Linked DNA regions of Homo sapiens: region 1 is linked to region 2. The links are chromatin loops, found by intact Hi-C in ENCODE. Cell type or tissue: heart right ventricle. All regions are shown on one strand.

Region 1 (4,000 bases), 100 kb after region 2:
TTTAGAGCCTCCAGTGTCTATTATTCTACTCAGTGTGTACCATGGCCATAGGTACCCACTTCTAAGTGAGAACGTCCCAGATTGGACTTTCTGTTTCTGAGTTATTTCCCTTTGGATTACAGCCTTCATCTCCATCTATGTTGCTGCAAAAGACATGATTTCATTCCATTTTGTAGAAAAGCCAGCATCCTACTCCGTGCTGGCAATGTAGTTTAGTGTGAGAACGCTAGGCAAGAAAACAAGAGATGGCAATTCATGTCCTAGTTCTGTATGTAAAAGCCCAAGTCATTTAGGAAGAAACAACCTTTATTGAGTGCCACCATGTGCAAGGCACCGTCAAGACTGCTACAGACACTTAGCTAGTCTTTGTAACAATAAGTAAAAGTGCATATCATTAACAAAGTGAGGAAGTAGATAAGTTGAAAGTGCTATTTGCTTAAGATCACACAGCCACAGTGAGGTAGAGTTAGGATCTGAACCCAAATTGGTTATAGCTTCTCACTATTTCCACTCCATCCCTGAGTCCCAGCTTCCTCTCCTAGAAAACATGGATGATAATTTCAGTGACACCTACCCCATGGGGTGGTGAAGATCAGATGAAAAGCTGAGGTACATAGTAGGCTTTGTCACTGCAAAGATGCTGCAGATGGATGGTAGGGTGGGTGCAATAATCAGTCCCCATTCCCTTTGCCCATCATCAGCTACCTGACATTGGTTTCTCACTGGTCCCTATATAGTTGAGATCTGGCTGCTGTTCATGGAAACCTAGTATATGTCGAATGTTCTATAAGGTTGTATCTCCATTTTGTAAGTAAAGCAAATAAGACTTAGAGAGCTAAGCAACTGGCCAGGTGTGGTGCCTCATGCCTGTAAATCCCAGCACTTTGGGAGGCCGAGGCGGGCAGATCACCTGAGGTCAGGAATTCGAGACCAGCCTGGCCAACATGGCGAAACCCTGTCTCTACTAAAAATATAAAAACTAGCTGGGCTTGGTGGCAGGCACCTGTAATCCCAGCTACTTGGGAGGCTGAGGCAGGAGAATCGCTTGAACTTGGTAGGTGGAGGTTGCAGTGAGCCGAAATTGCGCCACTGCACTCCAGCCTGGGCGACAGTGCAAAACTCTGTCTCAAATGAAAAAAAAAAAAAAAAAAAAAAAAAGAGAAAAAAGGGAGCTAAGCGACTTGCTGAAACACAAATGGTTAATAAAGGGCAAAGCAAAATTTTAATCCATGTCTGCCTGAAACCAGAGCCCCAGCACTTTCCAAAGGATAGGCAGCTTCCTCCCCGTCTGCGCTGATTCCCTACTAATGCTAGTTGACCAACTTGGTGGAATGAATGAATCTTTTCTGAATTGACCCATCCACCTTCATTCCTGCTCTTCCTTCAGGCTCTTCCTTTTGATCCCAGGTTATTTTTAATTCCATAGTTTCAACCCCCCAAAAGGTTTAATCCTGAGGAAATACCTACTACAAACAAGCCATCAGAAGTATGACAACAGTGTTGGTTTTTAGCAAATTAAAATGTTCTAAATGGCACATTTTAGCTATTTGTTATTAAGCTGTTAATAAGCTGTTAAGCTATTTGCCATTTACTTCGCTTTTATTTTCTGAAATTATTTCTACTTGGATGAATCCTATTTCATGTAAAATATTATTAAAACAAATCTTAATTTCTCAATCTTTCCCCCCGCCCCCACTGTAAATTCTACCAATTATTGCTTCCATTAGTGAGGTTATTCTTTGGTGGCTATTAATTTTTTAGCAGCAGAATGGAAAAATGGGAAGACAGAAGTATGTGAAGATACAGATTGAGGGAGAGGGGACACAAAATGGAGAGAAAAGACAAAGGCTTCTCTACTGATAGATCAAAGTATTCTCAGGGGGTAAGATGCTAAGTATAAACAGTGGGTTCAAATGATGGGGTCAAAACTTATTTCTTTGTTCTCATGAGATAGAAGAATCACTGATTCTAGGTTTCCTTTCCTCTTCAAATCGCCAGAAAAGCAAGAAGCCCATTTCATTATTGGATAAAGAGCGGATATTGTCACCATCCCCAGTCCTCATCAGCAAGGACTCAGTTGATGAGAGAATGCAAATTTCATTAAATAAAAATGACCCGAGCTAGCACTTCCATGTTCTTTCTCATCATCAAATGAGCCTTAAATATGACTCAGCATGGAGTCATCCTTTCCTCTCAAATCCTGATGCTTCCATCCAATACAGAGTGATTCAGAACACATTATTCCAATCTCCATGTCAGAGTGGCTCCTGGCTTGGCATTAGAAACCCTCTGAGCAACATCTTAGTTTTACAAACATCTTAACCTCATGGATGCCACTTGTTTATTTTGAATAAACACAGGGAATATCATGTTGGCCACCTTTCATTGCATCAACCTTACTGGTGACAGTTTAATGCTCTGTTGTTTGGGGATAACTTATACTTGGTTTGCCAATGTAGCAATGGCCTGATCAAGGTAAATGAGGCAGAGGGAGGAACTCCAATATCTTTAGTGGTTCAAGGAGTGGTGATTGTGATTGTGTTTAATCAGCATGGGTGTTCTGGGTCAACAGTCATAGTAACTCCATCTAGATGGATCCCCCAAAGCATCCCACATACTGTATCTCACAAGTGTAGATGAAATGGATGTGGTGCATAAACATAATGGCCGTTTTGGGGTGGGAGGCAGGATAGTACTGTGCAATTTTGAATCTTAGCAGTTGTATTTCAAATCAGTCAAATACATTCATGGCTCTTTCTCTGTATTCCTGTCTGTGTGCCCGTCTGCCTCTCTGTGTCTCTTGATCTCTCATGATTTGTGTGTGTGTCTCTCTGTCTCTTTCTCTTTTATGTCTTTGTCACTGTGTCTGTCTGATTCTCCAAAATGTAAAGAGCCATTTGGGTTTTAGGCACACTTGGGTGTTCACATGGCTCTTCCACTTAGCAGTCTGTGATCCTGATGTGTCTGTGAATATCAGTTTCCTCATCTTTAACTGGAGATGGCAATACTGATTTTGTTGAGTTGTCATTAGGATGAAATGAAACAAAGAGTGTATTGCAGCCAACTCAGTTCCTGGCTCATAACCACTGATCAATACATGTTTGTTCCTTCCCTATCTCCAATTTACTATACCCTCGTGACATATTAGAATTCCACCAATCTGGTAGCTTTCTTCTGATGTGGCCTGCCCTCAGCCCATTTTCAGATCAGCCAATGGAACCATGACTGGCTGGAACCATTTTTCATCCACTTGGTGTCTTTCCAGCAGTTTCATGTAGCCTCTTGGTGTAAATCATTCTGGGAAAATAAATGTCCCTAATCCATTAGTGCCCTTCTACTGCAAGCCAATTTGAACCACAAACCAGACAAGGTTTGTTAATGGCCACTTAAATACATTCCTGCAGCCCAACCTGGAGACCCTCTGCCAGCCTAAAATCCTAGCAGCCCCGGTCTAAGAGACACTCAACTGTGACAAGACTGATAGCAGCAAAGGCACAGTTCTGACTTGTATCAGTTAGGGGCGAACCATACACCTTGGTTTGCCTAAGACAGTTCCAGTTTATGATTGTAGCTTCTCCTATGTAGGAGTAATTATAAATAGTGCCCCTTCTGCTTTCAGAAGAGGTTCAGTTTGTTTGAAACCAGCCTGAGCAACATAGACTCTGTCTCGACAAAAAATAAATTAAAAAAAAATTAGCTGGGCACGGTGGCACATGCCTGTGGTCCCAGCTATGCAGGAAGTCAAGGCAGGAGGATCACTTGAGCCAGGGAGATCAAGGTGGCAGTGAACCATGATCACACCACTGCACTTCACCTTGCGTGACAGAGCAAGACCCTGTCTCAAAATATAAGAGTTCCAGTTTGAATAATAAACTATATAAGTATCTATGGCAACCAAAAGTAAAAGTTTACATAATAATGGTTACCATTTTTTGACTACTTGCTATGCCTGTCTCAAAATACAAGAGTTCCAGTTTGAATAATAAACTAAAGTTTATAC
Region 2 (4,000 bases):
GTCTCAAACACAAAACAAAAAACAAAACCAGTTTTTTGGACCAAGAATTTGCCCCCATCCAATCAGACCTGCTTCTGCACATTATAATATGCCTCGTGTCAGCAGAGTGGTTTACAGTGTACAAGAGTTCACCACATATGGACTCAGTTGATTGCACAATAATCATAAATCCTATGCAATAACAAGGAACATGGTAGTATCCCCATTTCTAATGGAGGAAACTGATGCTCAGACCGAAGTGTGGATTCCAGAGGTGGGGGTAGTGGTAATATCCACAGCATGTTTATCTGCCAGGATGTGACCTTTTACTCATGCATTATCTGATTTAAATGTACGTCCCAAGATTCAAGAATCTTGGTCTGCAGCACAGTTATCTACTTAGTCTAGCAAATAAAGAATCTGTGATTAACATATCAGTACAGATATCTTGGAAAAATCTTGAAACTGGTCCTCTGTTGCCTTTCTGCAAATAAGATATATTAAGTAATTTCTCCATCAACCTCAAAGGCAAATAGAAACTTTCCAGTCTTTGGAAACAGCAGAATCCTGGTCTGTGTCTTTTAAAACACAGCCAAGGGCAGTGTGAGTTGACTCTGTCCCTGGCTCACAAGGAAATCCAGTTTTGTGAAGTATTTTCATCTGAATGACAGGCGTAAAGGCAAGGACGAGCATTTTCTTTGTAACAGGAATGTATTCAGAGCTGAGCTCCCAGACTCCTAACAAGGAGTGCTGAGCTGTGAATAAGCCTAATTCTGCAACACGCTGGTCTCCTGGTGTAGATGAAGTTGTCTGCTTAGAACCTTGATGGGAGATGCTGCACCAGGCTGATGAAAATGCATGCCCTGAGGCCCCAGAAATCTTTCGCGGGGCATATCCTGTGTTCTCCTCCCTTGGCACCTTGCCAAGAGTCCCTGACCTCAAATATCTCCACTCTCTGGGGGAAATGCATTTGCAATGCCCTGTAATGACAGCTAATGTTGAGCACTTACTCTCTGTCAGTCATTAAGCTAAGTACCTTTTGTACATTAGGTCATTTAATCCCTCTAAATAGAAACCGAAGGAAGGTAGCGTTATTCTCTCCATTTTTCACAGGAAATTGCCCATGCACATGTCAATGAGGGAGGCAAGCCCATGGGATCTAAAAGCAGTACCTCCTAACTCAGGGTTGGGATAATGGCAAGAGGGAGGAATGGTTTTACGGAAGAGTCGACACCAGGGCTGAGTCTTAAAAGGTGACCAGGAATTTTGCAGGAGGACAAGGATGAGGGAAGGGCATGCAGGCCAAGTTAACAACTGGAACAAAGGCAGGGAGGCTCAGAGTCTCAGGTTTCTGAAAATCACAGTGGTCCAGTAAGGCCAGAGGGATGGGTATATTCCGGCGGTTGGCGGGAATTCCTCCTATCCCGTTTCCTCTCCCCTCCATTCGAGGTCAGCCTCCCCATCACTCTGTGCTCAGCCTGATGAACCTTTCTTCTGTCCTTGAATGTGCCAACCTCCATCTTTCTCTCCAACTTCCAGGCCTTTGCCCAGGCTGTGGCACAGGCCTGGGTCTCAGCCCTGCCCAGCTCTCTTCCTCCAGGCTTCGTTCCCTGCTTATATAATTGTCTGACTGTTCACTTCCACCATCCTGGCTGCCCCTAAGCATAGGCCCAGGCTTTCTCACTTGCAACTGTGTTTGCAAAGCCTGGCCCGGTGCTTGGCGCGCAGCAGGCAGGCACTCTGTAAGCATTTGTTGAGTGGCATTAGTGGTATGTATTAGTTTCCAGTTGTTGCTACAATAAATTAACTCAAATTTACATAAAACTACAAAAATTTATTCTCTTACAGTTCTGCAAATCAGAAGCCTGAAATTGTCTCTTTAGGGCTAACATCAAGGTGTCAACAGGGCTGGCTCCTTAATTTTTGTGCCTTTTCTGGCTTCTACAGGCTCTTCCCATTCCCAGTATCACATCACCCTTCTTCCTCTGCTTCTGCCATCGCATCTGCTCCTCTGACTCCAACCCTCCTGCCTCTCTCTTACATAGGCCCTTGTGATTGTATTGGATCCATCTGCATGATCCAGGGTATTCTCCTTGTCTCAGAGTCTTTCATTTAGTCACACCTGCAAGGTCCCTTTTGCCATATGAGGTAACATGTTCAAATATTCTAGGGATTAGGATGTGGACATCTTTAGGGGGCCATTCTTCAGCCTGTCACAGATGGATACACTGAGGCAGAGCTGTGCCTTAATTTCTTTGGTCCATTGGGCAGCTCAGAGCAGAGCTGGGTGCAAGGGCATGGCAGGGCCTGGGGGCGTGATAGTGCTGGTAAGTTTGAGCTGCAGAAAACACATGAGGCCAGCTGGGAGAATGTGCGTAGAAATCGGAAATGTGTGAGTGTGTGTGTGTGTGTGGGCAAGTGGCTGGGGTGATCACGTTGAACTGAAAAATTTAAAATTCCACTTAAGGGAAAGAAGTCACACAGGAAGGAAAAAATGAAGTGTAGGGACCTACAGCAAACACAGCAATTGCTTCTGGAGCCCAATTTTGCTCATCTGAAAACTGGGAGAATGGACAAGGTGGGATGGTTTTCTGAGGCCACACAGCTAGGATATTAATAAGGATTGAGGCCAGGGATCCAGAGATTCTAAGGCTGTGCCTCTTCCCCATCTCCCAAGTTCTCCTGATCCCAGCATTAAACAGCCCTTCAATCTCTCCCTTTCTCATGTGTAATATACGTGTATACTAGCATATCTATCTTAGCATATATATGATATCTCTATATCGGCTTTATATATAATTCATATGCTATACAATTCACCCACTTAAAATGTATGATTCCATTTTTTTAGCATATTCAGAGTTGTGAAATTATCACTACCATTAATTTTAGAACATTTTTATCTCTCCAAAAAGAAATGCCATGCCCCATCAGCAGTTCCTCTCCATTCTCTCCAAGTCCCCCAGACCTAGGCAACCACGAATTGGCTTTCTAAATAGCCCTCCTGTGACCTCTGTTCCTCCTGGCTGGGTTCCGGGCGTTTGTCCTGTTCAGTGCCAGGTGGGAGGCTTGTGCTGGCTGTTGGCCTGTCCTCCCTGCACCTTCCCTTCACCAACCTCTGCATTCAGACTTCTGCCCCCATCTTTCTACTGACACTGCTTTCTGAAAGGTCAACAATGAGCCTGGGCCAAACCCAAAGGCTGTTTCTCTATGGACTTCCTGGCTTGTCAGCAGCAGCTGACACTAATGACCTGTCAGATGGCCGTGGTGGTTCCTTTACTGCTGCCTTTCTGTGGATGCCTCATCCTCTGCCCAAGGACGAAGGATTCACAGACATGCAGGAATAAAGCGGGGGTTGTAGGGTTCTGGTCTTTCCCAACATAGTGGAGACGCTAATGTCCATAGCATGGACTCGAGAGCCAAACTGCCTAGGTCTGAAAGCTGGTTTTGCCATGCATTGGCCGTGTGACCTTGGGCAACGTATTCCTCTCTGTATGCCTTCATTCCCTCATTTGTATCATAATGTGAGTAACAATTATCACCACTAGGGGTAATCATGAGGATTTAATGAGTTAATAAATGCAAGGTACTTGGCACATATAAACATGCTATGCTAAGCATTTCCTAGTAGCATTATTTTGCTCATTCTTCAATGAGTTTATTCATTATACCTTTCCAAAAACTTCTATACATCAGACTTTCCTGGGGTTCAAATTTCCATCAAATTCAATGGTAAGCAGGGACTATGGGCAAGTATAATCTCTCTAGAGCCTCATTTTTGCGATCTGTAAGATGGGGATAATAATACCTGGATACTATTGTGATGTTGGGAAGTTTAGATCAGTTAATACATAAAGCACTTAGAACAATGCCTAGTACTTAGCGAATCCTCTAGAAATATTGTACTGTAGTAGCAGCAGTAGTAATAGTAGTAGCAGTCGTAGTAGTAATTATTCAGCCTTCTCTCACCTGAATGTGGTTGAGGATTTGACTTGTCTGTGGACAGCTCCACTTTCATGGC

What was found. A loop is a pair of places that touch in the nucleus more often than their neighbours do. Peaks named below come from ENCODE experiments on the same cell type or tissue, not always from the same donor. Only the 100,000 strongest peaks of a DNase experiment are listed, where the experiment ranks them.
Region 1: a loop joins it to region 2, with 2.2 times the contacts of the local background. A loop is called at or near these places in 2 of 110 quality-filtered maps.

The regions. Positions count from the first base shown.
Region 1 is chr16:77,792,972-77,796,971 of GRCh38, reverse strand. All of the region lies in intron 1 of VAT1L (vesicle amine transport 1 like), which reads right to left. All of the region lies in intron 1 of LOC107984878 (a long non-coding RNA gene), which reads left to right. Among named protein-coding and RNA genes, the nearest start is that of VAT1L, 6.4 kb to the right of the region's middle. In heart right ventricle, no CTCF peak of the experiment used is centred here; no DNase peak of the experiment used is centred here.
Region 2 is chr16:77,893,493-77,897,492 of GRCh38, reverse strand. All of the region lies in intron 7 of VAT1L (vesicle amine transport 1 like), which reads right to left. Among named protein-coding and RNA genes, the nearest start is that of VAT1L, 110 kb to the right of the region's middle. RefSeq lists an enhancer at 2,713-3,213. In heart right ventricle, no CTCF peak of the experiment used is centred here; no DNase peak of the experiment used is centred here; H3K27ac peaks cover 2,768 bases.